Linked DNA regions of Homo sapiens: region 2 is linked to region 1. The links are chromatin contacts, found by Hi-C in ENCODE. All regions are on one chromosome and are shown on one strand. Each heading gives the region's core, a stretch centred on a gene start or an enhancer-like site at or near the end of the contact. The rest is flanking DNA. Distances are from core to core; before and after follow the strand shown. Region 1 overlaps TMEM245 (transmembrane protein 245). Region 2 holds the start of PRPF4 (pre-mRNA splicing tri-snRNP complex factor PRPF4).

The links. Hi-C counts contacts between places; a loop is a spot of excess contacts on that map. Pooled maps may share reads with other maps.
Region 2: a loop to region 1 is called in a pooled map, with 6 times the contacts of the local background. The contact joins the promoter of PRPF4 here to the enhancer-like site in region 1. A Hi-C loop is called at or near these places in 1 of 50 pooled maps.

Annotation. Positions count from the first base shown.
Region 1 is chr9:109,106,459-109,113,009 of GRCh38, forward strand. It overlaps TMEM245 (transmembrane protein 245), which reads right to left. Exons shown (of 18, transcript NM_032012.4): 2 at 1,995-2,112; 3 at 50-151. Among named protein-coding and RNA genes, the nearest start is that of TMEM245, 10 kb to the right of the region's middle. Within about 2 kb of position 4,158, at least 7 of the 41 ENCODE cell types and tissues checked have a DNase peak (open chromatin) inside an H3K27ac peak, as active enhancers do.
Region 2 is chr9:113,274,013-113,280,563 of GRCh38, forward strand. PRPF4 (pre-mRNA splicing tri-snRNP complex factor PRPF4) reads left to right here and starts at 1,646. Exons shown (of 14, transcript NM_001244926.2): 1 at 1,646-1,758; 2 at 2,536-2,713; 3 at 4,933-5,119. The coding sequence starts at 1,732. CDC26 (cell division cycle 26) reads right to left here and starts at 1,560. Exons shown (of 4, transcript NM_139286.4): 1 at 1,370-1,560. RefSeq lists enhancers at 671-1,526, 1,294-1,633.

The sequences.
Region 1 (6,551 bases), core at 2,908-5,407:
CTCCAAAATACTTCAAAGAGTAGTATTAATAGAATGCCCTATTTCTTACCAGAAGACTCTTTTCCATTCTGTTTTTCATAGAGGGTACCCACAGACATCAGGAAAACAATAACCAGGAATACTGGAATTCTCCATGAGCCAGCCAGGGATGCTGCAAATTATTAAGAATTAACATTTTTAGTGAAATAAAAACCTAGTACTTGTTTTTACAAAACTCAGTTTTGTAGTTTGACAGAACAATCTGGTATATATATTAGTTACAGAATTACTTATCAGGCAAAAAAAAAAAAATTTAAGTCCATTAGATAAACTTCAAGATTTCTCAAAATTAAGTTCATCCCTGCTCTCAGAGGCCCCTGGTCAAATGGATAGGGTACATGCCTGCCTACCTTTAATGGGGTTCTATTAAAGAGAGTCTATTGTAACGTATACCAAAGGTCTAAAACCATCCCGAACTCAAACCATCTACTTCACCCCAGAATGACCAGAATTAGGCATAGATCTCAAAGCCATAAAGTCTGCCTTGGTTTCTTGAAAATACCACCGGGCGTGAACTTTCTCTCCCAAGAAAGAGAATGGCCCAAAAGAGCACAGCAAAACCATCAATGTCTCCTCCTCAGTGTATAATGCAAAAATGTTTACAAGTTGGCTGGGCGCAGTGGCTCACACCTGTAATCCCAGCACTTTGGGGGGCTGAGGCAGGTGGCTAATTTGAGGTCAGGAGTTCGAGACCAGCCTGGCCAGCATGGTGAAATCCCATCTCCACTAAAAATAAAAATAAAAAAAAAAAATTAGCCAGGCGTGGTGGTACATGCCTGTAATCCCAGCTACTTGGGGGGCTGAGACAGGAGAATTGCTTGAACCCAGGAGGTGGAGGCTGCAGTGAGCCAAGATCACACCACTGCACTCCAGCCTGGGCGATGGAGTGAGACTCTGTCTCAAAAAAAAAAAAAAAAAAAGTTCACAAGTCACCAAGAAACAGGTCCCTACCCATAACCATTTCCCTGAGTCCACCTAGAACCTCATAAAACATCCCTGCCTGCCTGCCTCCCTCCTCTGCCTTCCCTGAGTTCAAAATGAGTCATATCTGACATACGGGTTCTTGCAGATAAATTCCTCTATCATTCCAACTCAACAAAGCTAGAGAATAATGCTTTGTTTGACATCAAACGAAGACAGAGACATAGCTGTTTTTTATTTTATTTTTAACAATAAGTAGTAGCTCTAGAAACTACTTTAAGGCTATCTGCTGCTCTGGGTTACTGAATTGTGTTGTTAAATTAGAACTTAGTGTTTCCATTGGCTCAAACTTGGGAGATGAAAGTCTCAACCATAAGTACCACGCTGAAAAATCAACATCTGAGCAGCCACCCAGCTAACATAACAGGGAACCCATTACTCTGAGCAGCTCTGACATGAATCATCCTTATGTGGAAAAGAGATTTGTCTCTCTGAAGCTAACTCACAACTCTGACATCTCTCCCTCATGGTTACAGAGATCTGTTTAAAGCACTCTTTCACAGGACAGTCCTTCAAATATTAGAAATAGGCTTTCATGTCTTATATCCTCCTTACCTCTATCTCCTTCCCACCCTAGAGCCCCAGTTCCCTCCTCTTATCCAGAGTAAACATCTCTAGTTCCTTTAACTGGTTCTCACACATGTCTCTGAGCACCTCTTATCGTTGACTGCTTATCTATATCTTCCCCTAAGTATGACACTCAGAAATGATATGAGAATCCAAGGGTGCTCTACTTTTTAAGATGTATTGACTTTTAAAAGGACCTTTTGGAAAATGAACATAATTAAAGACATTTTAAAGCACATCATTTTCATTAAAATTTAATGAAAGATTAAAGCATAACATTTTCTAAAGATTAAGAATGTTAAATGCAACATATGACACTACAAAAAATTCACTTTCATTCACACAGTCAGCCTCTGCTGACCTTAGGCTAGACTTAAAAAAAAAAAAAAAAAAAAGAAGGAACCCACCTAAATGAAAAAGCAATATAATCCAGACAGGAATTGAAACTGCTCTCAAGTAGCGTTCAGTGCTTGCATTCCACTTGAATGAAACAGTCAACACATAGCCAACCACCAACGTCCAGATCTTAAATAAATGAAAGACACAGCTGTAAAATCTATACACGTGAAAATGAACATACAATTATACAAAATCTGTAAGTGTCTATACAGCAGGAATGCTCTGGACATAGCACAGAAAAGATGAAGGTTGATGGTGTCAAAGAAACGTACCTAGGTTCTCCTCGTTTGGAGAACCTAAGTTTTGAAATACTAGGCATTTGAAATCTCATGTAGTAATATTAAATAGTTGTTTAACAAAAGATACATAGTTCAAAACCCATCTTATACACAAAAATGCTTGAGATAAAATATTCAAAGCATAAACCATGGATTTAAATTAAGAATCTAATCTTATGGAATTCCTACAGTTTTCTCTGTTGATCAATGTTTAGAAAAGAAACGGAAAGAAAAGAAAAAAACAAGAAAAGGAAAGCTTTCCAAAAAGAATCAGGTTAAAAGATTCTATTTCAGCTTATAAAATATGCTTGTTACTGGGGAAATAACTCTGTAAAAGTAAGAAAGCAGCCAGCTGAAGTGTGACCCTGCTGAAATAATCTAGGCAACAAATGATTAGAACCTAATCCAGAGTTATGATGCACCAGCTGAAGAAGTGTGCCTGAAAAAAATATTATTAGAGGAACAAACAGCAGGACTTCAGAACAGAAGAATCAGCCAGGATACCCTCTTCAGTTCTTCCTACACTAAAGTTAAATGACCCTAGAGCTTAAGACGCATCAAAAGAAACCAGCGTAGCCTACACAGAAACTCATATTTTAATAGAACATTTATAAAACACAGAGGGAATACATAATCCAGAACACATCTGAGCACAAAGACCTTAATTAACATAAGACCAAGAAGCTAAAAGTCAAGTATGACATGAACCTTGCCAAAAAAAAAAGCAAATTAAGACAAAAAGAAACTTCGAGCTATATAATTCAGAGCATGAAGAAAAAAGAACTGATGGGATTACTAAAAAAGACAGAAAAAAACTATCTCCTACGTTATTTTGGTCAAATCTATCAATACAAATAATCTTCGCATCTTAAAAATGTTTATAGCTTCTAACCTCAGAATTCAACTTTCAGACTTTATCCTTACTAAATAATGATAAATTTTGAAAAAGTTTTAAATATAAAGAAGCTCATCAGAGTATGATTCAGAACAGTGAAAAAAGTGATTACCTAAAAGGTCAACAACTGGGAAATGATTACGATTCACTCAATAAAATGTTATGCAACCATTAAAATCACTTCTTAAAAACAAAGACTATATAGTTTAAAAACTCACAATATCATATTAAGTTAGAAGTAAAATACAAAAAATACTTGTGCTGTGATTACATCTACTATATGGTGGGAGGAAAAGAAAATGTACTAAGAAGTTAGTGGCTGTATTTGGGTGGTAAAATTTTGTTTTTCCTTTCACTTTTTTCTGTATTTTCCAGACTGCCTTTAATAAGCACTAATTCTTTTATAATAAAAAGGACATTAAAATATTTCTTCAAGTAACTCTATCAGATGAAATATTAAAGAGCTTTGAAGCTCAAAAATATGAGGACATGGGAAGTGAGACTACAGCTGCTTCAAAAAGTCCAGTCTTGCTGGACCAGACCAATTAACCCTGGGAATTCAAAGAATTTGAGATCTGATTGCAGAGCATAGAAAAAAATCTGAGTACAATAATAGTACACTTATATAACACTCCTATGTGCCAGGCCCTATTCTAATGCTTTATGTATACTAACTCATTTGATCCTCATAACCCCACAAAATAATATTATTATGATCCTCATTTTACACATGAAAGAAACCCAGATTTCAGAGAAGTGACTTGCCCAAGGCCACAGCCAATAAATGACAGAGGCAGGATTAGAACCCAGGAATCTGGCTCCAGAGTGCACTTTTCTAATCTTAAGGAGAAAGAAGCATGGTGCTAGAATACTAAAGATAAGCAAAAGCTGCTCAGATTTTCACAAGGGAAAATAAAAACAGTCAATTTAGACAACTACAACTTGTTGAAATTAAAAAAAAATCCACAGTAAATGGATAGTCTTCAGAGGTACGTCAGTTAGCCCCACCCTATTAAACATTACGTCAGTCACTTAGATGAAAGACTAGAGGCACAATAACAGAAAAAACTGATTTTACACAAATCAGTTATACAAAACTGAGTTGTCAATAAATATTGAGATAATCTATCATGATTCAAAAAGATATCCTGAAGCCAGAACAATGGGCTAATCCAAACAAGATTAAACTATATGAAAAGAAATGCAAAGTTCTGCTTCGAGATTCAAAACTCAACTGTACAAGTATGGAATGGAAAGAGAACATCTGAACCACTTTTCAGTTCAGTATGAGTCAGCCTATGACTAGTAGAAGCACTTATTTCTAAAAGTACAATACTCGTATCAGGGAAAGTGATTGTTTCAATTAATTTTGCGCTACCAAACCACACAACAAAATTCAGCCTGGGAAAGGAAATAGAAATCACAACATGATAATATAAATGTAGCTAGGGGAAAAAGAAAAAAAAAGTTTTGCTCAGAAAAGAGAAGGAAATATCAAGATTTTGTAGCTATCTTCAAATAATTTTTAAAATGTCATCTGGGAGAGGCATAAGACTTGATTTTCTGTGGTTCTGAGAGCAGAAATACGTGGGAATTAGGAAATAACACAGCTCAGTAAAAGGACAGGTTTTTCCAATAAACTATAGCTATCTACAAATGGAATAATCATTACTAAAAGTGTTTGAGCAAACGTTGAACAGAGATGACAAAGTAAGTACTACCCTTAGTAAGAAGCTGAACTGGAGGTCACAATTTATACAGTACCTCCAAGAAGTTTTTGTTTCTTATCTGTATGCATAAGGAATTAGTATCATTTGCAAGGAGAGAAAAAATAAGAGACTGCATACTTCAGATTTTTTAAGAGAAATTTATTGTCTAACAAGAAGCATGTATTTTCATCTATCAACCTGAAACTCACAGATTACCTCATTCCAGTTTAAAATAACCATTTTAAAATATACTCCCCAATTCTACTTTTAGGAGTGTTTTACAGAAGCACACTGTGCAGACACATATAAAAATATTCACTTGCCATTTACAATATAAAAAATTGAGAACTTAAATATCATTTTATAGTGAACTGTTTAAATAATGCTATCTCCAAAAATTGAGTAATTAGTCAGACTTTCAACAGTATGATGAACATCAATATACAGTGCTACAGTGTCAATTTATTCGTGTGTAAATTTATAATGGTGAAAATATACTCAACAAAAAATGTTTTAAAATATTATCTCTAGATGGCAGATTTCAAGGAGTAATCTGCTTCTTTATGTTTTATTACAGGTGCTCAATTTTCTACTAAGGTTATGTAGTATCTTTATAAACAGAAAAAGAAGTATTTTTAACCTTTAGGAAATTCTTTTGGCTTCTGGATTTTTTCCAGTATTTTGAAGTGTTTCCTCAGAAAAGATTCGCAGAAGTAATATTAGTTCAAGAGGTAAGGCCATTTATAAAAACACTTTAGAGTTTATATTAAGCCCATTATGATTATACAATTACCAATGGTTAAAAATGTTTATCAAAGTATTCTAATACAAATTCAGAGCTAAGAAAATCTGTTGAAAACATTTTCTAAAAGGCATGGTGGGGGAGGGGGAGAAAAAAGATTTATACTGTAGCAGTATTAAAAAGAAAAAAGTGGCCAGGGCAGTGGCTCACACCTGTAATCCTTGCACTTTGGGAGGCTGAGGCGGGCAGATCACATGAAGTCAGGAGTTCGAGACCAGCCTGGCCAATGTGGTGAAACCCCTTCTCTACTAAAAATACAAAAATTAACCAGGTATGGTAGCATGTGCCTGTAATCCCAGCTACTTGGGAGGCTGAGGCAGGAGAATCGCTTGAACCCAGGAGGTGGAGGTTACAGTGAGCCGAGATTGCACCATTGCACTCCAGCCTGGGCAGCAAGAGCAAAACTCCATCTCAAAAAAAAAAAAAAGAAAGACGTATATCTCTAAGTGCTAATAAGGAAAGATGGCCACAGTACAATGATAAATGAAAAGAGCAAGGTACAGAGCTATATGTATGTTATCTCATCTTTGTTTTAAAAAACAAAAAACAAAAACCTTCTACTTTATATGTTCACATGGACAAAGAAATGAATTTAGGAGCCTTTACATCAAGCAGTTAATAGTAACATCTGAATAGTGGGAATAGTGGTAGAGAAAAGGGATAATTCGGCCGGGCGCGGTGGCTCATGCCTGTAATCCCAGCACTTTGGGAGACCAAGATGGGCAGATCATGAGGTCAGGAGTTCAAGACTAGCCTAGCCAACATGGTGAAACCCCGTCTCTACTAAAAATACAAAAATTAGCTGGGCATGGTGGCAGATGCCTGTAGTCCCAGCCACTCGGGAGGCTGAGGCAGGAGAATTGCTTGAACCCGGGAGGCAG
Region 2 (6,551 bases), core at 396-2,895, 4.2 Mb after region 1:
TAAAAACAGTCAGTAAATGTTTGTTGACTAGAAGGTGAGATCATTCTTGAGCACCGTGCTGTTTTTCCATTCCCATTCTTTACATTCTTATTTTAACACAAAAACCCTGTGAAGTTGACAAAATGATTCCTATTTCACACATAAAGAAGTCATCGAAGCAAGCTGTTCAGTTTGGTTAATAATTTTAGCCTCCTATAAAAATTATAAAGGTCAACATGATAAGCATTAAGTGAAAATGATGGAAGTGAAAACTCCTTGAAAGTATGTACAGATACAAATTATTACACGTATCTAGGATGAAACTAAGGACTGTGAAGTATACAAAGGAAGAAATAGTTCCTTCTCCCATGAAGCTTAGGATACTACAGGTGATATTATCAACACAAAACACTGGCACATTACATTTCAAATTCCTTTGTACTAAATCAGGCATTATCTTCTACCAGATTCCAATGCAGACAAATGGTAGAGAAAGCCAAAGTTCCAAAGAGGGAAAGAGAGGGATAGGGATACCTAAAAGGGGGAAAAAAAAATCTATACATTTTACCTTTTCTGCAAACTGCAAAAAACTGGCCACTAGGGAGCAGTATAGATTAACAGTTAAAAGTGCTGGCTGTAGAGGTTAAAGGGCACAGGTTTTAATCCCACTACACCACCGATCCTGAACAATTCGTTTCATTTCTCACTAGACCTTAGTTCCCTCATCTGTATCCTACTCTGCTGTTGTAGGAAGTCAATAACGTAATACAGAGTAAGCTCTTGGAATATTATTTGGCATTTAATAAATGTTCAATAAATAACATCTATTATTGCTGTAATTGTTCTAGGGGGTTGCATGAGGATCTGGCCAGCTAGGGAAACGTCAATATTTTGAGGATCTCCCACCGCCCATGTGGGGATAAAAACCTTATCCTGTTCGTCTCTAATGCCCCAGCATCCAGCAGGGCAGAGAGACGTACAGAGTTACCTGACACCTTCCTATCCATCATCTTACTCTCAATCTGATACAAAGACCAGGCTGAAGACAAATCAACAAAATCAGGCCGAAGCTCCTCCGCCGGGTCTTTATTTGACTTTGGCACTAGCGGGCTCTTCTAGCTTAATCTCCCGCCGCAGCCCAAATCCACCGCCGAGCCATCAAGCTCAGAGGGGGAGCCTGGGAAGACTTCCGGACCATGGAGGAGAACAGTCCTCGTCCCCTAGCTCCAGGCCTGTACCTCGGAGCCCAGGCAAGGGTTTCTATGGTAACATGGTCCTCGGCTCCAAGAAGACGTAAACGCCCCCGTACGCCCGGGGGGCACAGCGGACCCCGGAAGCCCTTGACTCGCTCCAGAGTTCAGCCCCGAGCCGCGCGAGTCGACTCACCTACCTCTTTTCAAGCCGGCCTAGCCCCTTCCCGGAACCTCGGCTCCCCCCCAACGAAACTACTGCTAAGCCAACTGGACTACACTTCCCAGACTGCTTGGAGCCTCTCTCTCCGCAGAACCTCGTCTTCCGCGAGCTTTTCCTGGAGGTTCTAGGAGGGATGCCCCTCAATGCCACGACGCCATTTCCTACTACGACTTCCATCATGCTCCGCGCCGCTCCGGGGGCGGTGACCCCTCTTGGCCCACGTCTTGTCAGTGACGCACTTCCTGTCAGTGACGCACTTCCCCTCTGCTGGGCGCGCGGTGGACGGTCTGAAAGGGAGTGTTCGGGTTTCGCTGGGGCCTCGCGGCTCCAGAGCCCAGCATGGCTTCCTCGCGAGCCTCTTCCACGGTACAGAGCCCGGGATCCCAGCTCACTCTGGCAGGGAGCGCTAAGGGGGAAGGGGATCTCTGCGGGAAGGGGCCGTTAAGGAGCGGGAGAAGGCGGTGGAGGGCTGAGGAGGAAGGCTGCGGGACTCAGCGGTGTCCTACACAGCGGACCACCGTTTTCCTGATCCCTAAGCGCTTTCGTGGACTGTAGCTTATTTGCACCTCTCCCACTACAGCCCCAAAGGGCAAGCATCTCTTCCGACTCATCCAGTAACGGTGCTCTGAAATAGGGAAGTGTCTTGGCCAAGGTTTATGCCTTTGGCAGATCTCAGAATTTTAATGAGACCTACTAACTCCTACTACCTCACGTCTAGGAACGTTTGAAATGTATACACTTGTAATGTTGTAACTTGTTATCCTTTAGCACCGCGTTGGTTATTTCATCTATCCTTAGTATTTCCCCAGTGATAAGCAGTAATCCGGGAAGCATAAAACACGAGATTGAACACTTCCAACGGAATGAAGTAAACAGATTTCAGAGCAAACCTTTCATAGGAAAATACCCGAGAGAACCTCACTAGTTTTATTAATCCCATCAACCAAAGTGAGGGACTGAAACACCCTCACCCTACCTTCACCTCCTCAAATCAATGAAGAGCGTCTTAAGTAGTGTCCAATTTGTCCTTTCAATTACAGAGGAAACAGGACTGTGAAACTCAGGGTGAGCTTCATCCTCTGGTGAAGTCCGGTAAATTGCCAAGATTAAACCTTAGTTTAATGCAGATCTTTGATTTAGCAGGCAACCAAAACTAAAGCACCCGACGACTTAGTTGCTCCGGTCGTGAAGAAACCACACATCTATTATGGAAGTTTGGAAGAGAAGGAGAGGGAGCGTCTGGCCAAAGGAGAGTCTGGGATTTTGGGGAAAGACGGACTTAAAGCAGGGATCGAAGCTGGAAATATTAATATAACCTCTGGTAAGATGCAAATTGTGAGCCCATCTTTACCTCTTTGTGTAATGAATACCTTTCTAAACTTAAATACCACAGTTTTATAATGTCAAAAAATTACAATTTTTTTTTTTTTAAACAGAGTCTCGCTCTGTCGCCAGGCTGGAGTGCAGTGGTGCGATCTTGGCTCACTGCAACCTCCGCCTCCCGGGTTCAAGCAGTTCTCCTGCTTCAGCCTCCCGAGTAGCTGGGATTACAGGCGCACACCACCACGCCCGGCTAATTTTTGTATATTTAGTAGATATGGGGTTTCACCATGTTGGTCTGGCTGGTCTCAAACTCCTGACCTTGTGATCCGCCCGCCTCGTCCTCCTAAAGTGCTGGGATTACAGGTGTGAGCCACTGTGCCCGGCAGAATTTCAATTCTTAAACTTGCAGCTATAAGGCTGTATTTTGCCTACCCCCTTATTATCATGCAGAGAGCCTTTTTCTTACAATCTGTTATATAGTTTTTCTTCTATGAGTGAGCAGTCTTATCAAAAATTCAGTGTACATTTGGATTCAGATTGATTCCATTTGTCTTCTGGAGATCTAACATAGTTCTGGCATTGGTTTGCAGCTAGAGTGGTTCATGATATTCTCCCTTTTGAAGTTTTGTAATTATTTTTTACCCAAAGTGAAATCTTTTTGTGTGTGTGTGTGTGTGTGACAGGGTCTCACTCTCTTGCCCAGGCTGGAATGCAGTGGCGTAACCTTGGCTCACTGCAACCTCTGCCTTTTGTGTTCAAGGGATTCTCCTGCCTCAGCCTCCCGATTAGCTGAGATTACAGGTGCCCGCCACCACACCCAGCTAATTTTTGTATTTTTAGTAGAGACTGGGTTTCACCATGTTGCCCAGGCTGGTCTCCAACTCCTGACCTCAAATGATCCGCCCACCTCGGCCTCCCAAAGTGCTGGGATTACAGGCGTGAGCCACTGCACCTGACTGAGCTATCTTTTTTTATTATAAAAGTAATAGTGGCCAAGCCTGGTGGCTCACACCTGTAATCCCAGCACTTTGGGAGGCTGAGAAGCGGGAGTCTGGCTTGAGCCCAGGAATCCAAGACCAGCCTGGGCAAATAGTGATACCCCATCTCTACAAAAAGTAGAAAATTAGCTGGGCATGGTGACACGTGCCTGTATTCCCAGCTAATTGGGGTTCTGAGGTGGGGGTTCAAGGCTGCAGTGAGTCATGACTGTGCCACTGCACTCCAGCCTGAACAACAGAGCGAGACCCTGTCTCAAAAAAAAAAGTTATTTTCTTTTAAAAGATCAATGTATAAATGTGTGAAGTAGAAAATCCTGTATTTTTAAAATTAATTGATTGTATATCTTTCTGAGAATTTTAATACAGCTAAAAAGTATGTAATTTTTTCCATAAATGAAAACACAATACGTAAATTGTTGTATAACCCCCATTTTTCATTTATATACCATTGAGGATATCTTTCCATGTCAGTAATGAGAGGTCTACTATATTTTAAAAATAAAATTATGCATATTTGTCCTAAGAAATTCAGACAATGCCAAAGGGCATAAAATGAAGACTCCTCTGCAGTAGGGACATCTGTCAGGTTTCTTATTGATCCTCCCACACATTTTCTAAACACATGCACTGTAGCCTAGTGACTTTTTAAACTTTTAATACTGTTTTTAAACATAACGTCACCACTGTACCTCTCATTTTTTATCACACTTGTATTTTGGTGTGGGTTTCAAAACTATTGCTAGATTATCCAGAAATCCTTATAGTTGTGGAACTCTCATTTTCCTGGTAATTATTTGCAGTTTAGTAGTTAATGATTTGTTAAGTATCCCTATACTGGGTCTCCTTTCGAGAATAAATAGCTTTGGCTGTTGTTACAATAATGTTTCTGTTACATCTTCTGGATAGACAGCCTAGTTAACTCATTTGCAAAAGATGTTCTGTACTCTTACTTGCTGGTCTCAGCCAAAGTGTGTGTTTATATAGGCACAAAGTTAATAAATGAAACAAGAGGTGGCTTGAACCATTTTCTTGCCTTTTGAAGCTGTGTCATTTAGGTTTATGTGTTTGGCATAATTTAATAAACTGAAAAACAGTAAACTATAAAATGTGTAATAGACAGTTACTTTTCCCTCAGGGCATACACAGACTGCAATTACTAGAAATTATTTCTCTCTATTTGAAGAAGATCTGCTGATGTTGCCTGTTTTCTTTTTAATAGGAGAAGTGTTTGAAATTGAAGAGCATATCAGCGAGCGACAGGCAGAAGTATTGGCTGAGTTTGAGAGAAGGAAGCGAGCCCGGCAGATCAATGTTTCCACAGATGACTCAGAGGTCAAAGCTTGCCTTAGAGCCTTGGGGGAACCCATCACACTTTTTGGAGAGGGTCCTGCTGAAAGAAGAGAAAGGTTGCCTTTCTAAATATTTACTTTTTTTCTTTATTATAATCACAGGGTTCTACTCCAAATTTTGGTTGATCATTTAGTTGAACTTTAATAGAATGTCTCAAATCATGTTAACAATATCTTACTGTGTTTATATGAGTTAGCCCATAATCTGTCTTAGGCCAATTTTTACCGCACTATTAATGTTTCTTTTTTGTGTTTGTTCGTTTTTGTTTTGTTTTGTTTTGTTTTGTTTTGTTTTGTTTTGTGTTTTGAGACAGAGTCTTGCTCTGTCACCCAGGCTTGAGTGCAGCGTCGTGATCTCGGCTCACTGCAGCCTCCGCCTCCCGGGTTCAAGCGATTTTCCTGCCTCAGCCTCCCAAGTGGCTGGGATTACAGGCACCTGCCACCACATTTTTCTTTTTTGTATTTTTAGTTATTTTTTATATTTTTGTATTTTTAGTAGAGACAGGGTTTCACCATGTTGGCCAGGCTGGTCTTGAACTCCTAACCTCAAATGATTTACCCACCTTGGCCTCCCAAAGTGCTGGGATTACAAGCGTGAGCCTTCGTGCCTGGCCCGTTTTTCTTTATAGACTTGGAAGAGGGTGCTAACATGCTCCCTTGCCTCCCCTCCCCAGTGCGAGTTTTGAATTGGATAAACATTTGTTGTTGGGCTTTGAAAATTGAGACATCAAATGCATTCCATATCAATGACATAGAACAATGATAAATGTTTCTTGGATTTTATTGAAGAGGGGTACCATCCTCAGATAATGCCCTCTTGTTATTTGCAGGTTGCGAAGTCTTAGTTGTGGTCTAGTCACACACAATTATGAGGAGCCCCTCTGGTCTCTCTGTCCACTGTCTCATCTACCCTTCATCATCCAGCTTGTTGGAAGGGTTTTTTCTATTACTCCCTTGAGGTCCTTACCCTTATTTACTCTTCAACCTGCTGCAAACTGACCAACCCCTACCACATTAAAATTGCTCTTTGTTAAGATCACCAATCCACCTTTACTAAGAATAGCCCTAGTATACTGCCAGCCACTCCTCCTTGAAATACTCCCTCCTTGAACTACTCCCTTTCCTTCACTCTCCTAATAACAAATCCTCTTGATTTTCCTCTTCTCTCACTAGCTAATTCTTCTCACTTACCTTCTAAACCTCTTTTTCTCTGCCTGCCCTTTACAGGCTGCCTTTTTCTCTACTTGCCCTTGGTGATCAGCTCTACTCCCATGGCATCATTCACTGTGTGTTCTGATGATTCCCAAATCTCTCACTGCAGCTTAGGTATCCCACAGGTACTTCAAACTTGAGACATCTGAATTGAAATATTTCCCCACCTCTCTCCTATACTCATACAATTCTTAGTTGAAAATCTGCCTAGCCTCCTTTATAATCCATTAGCAAAATCTGGTCTGTTCTACTTGCGAGATACAACTCCAGCTATCTT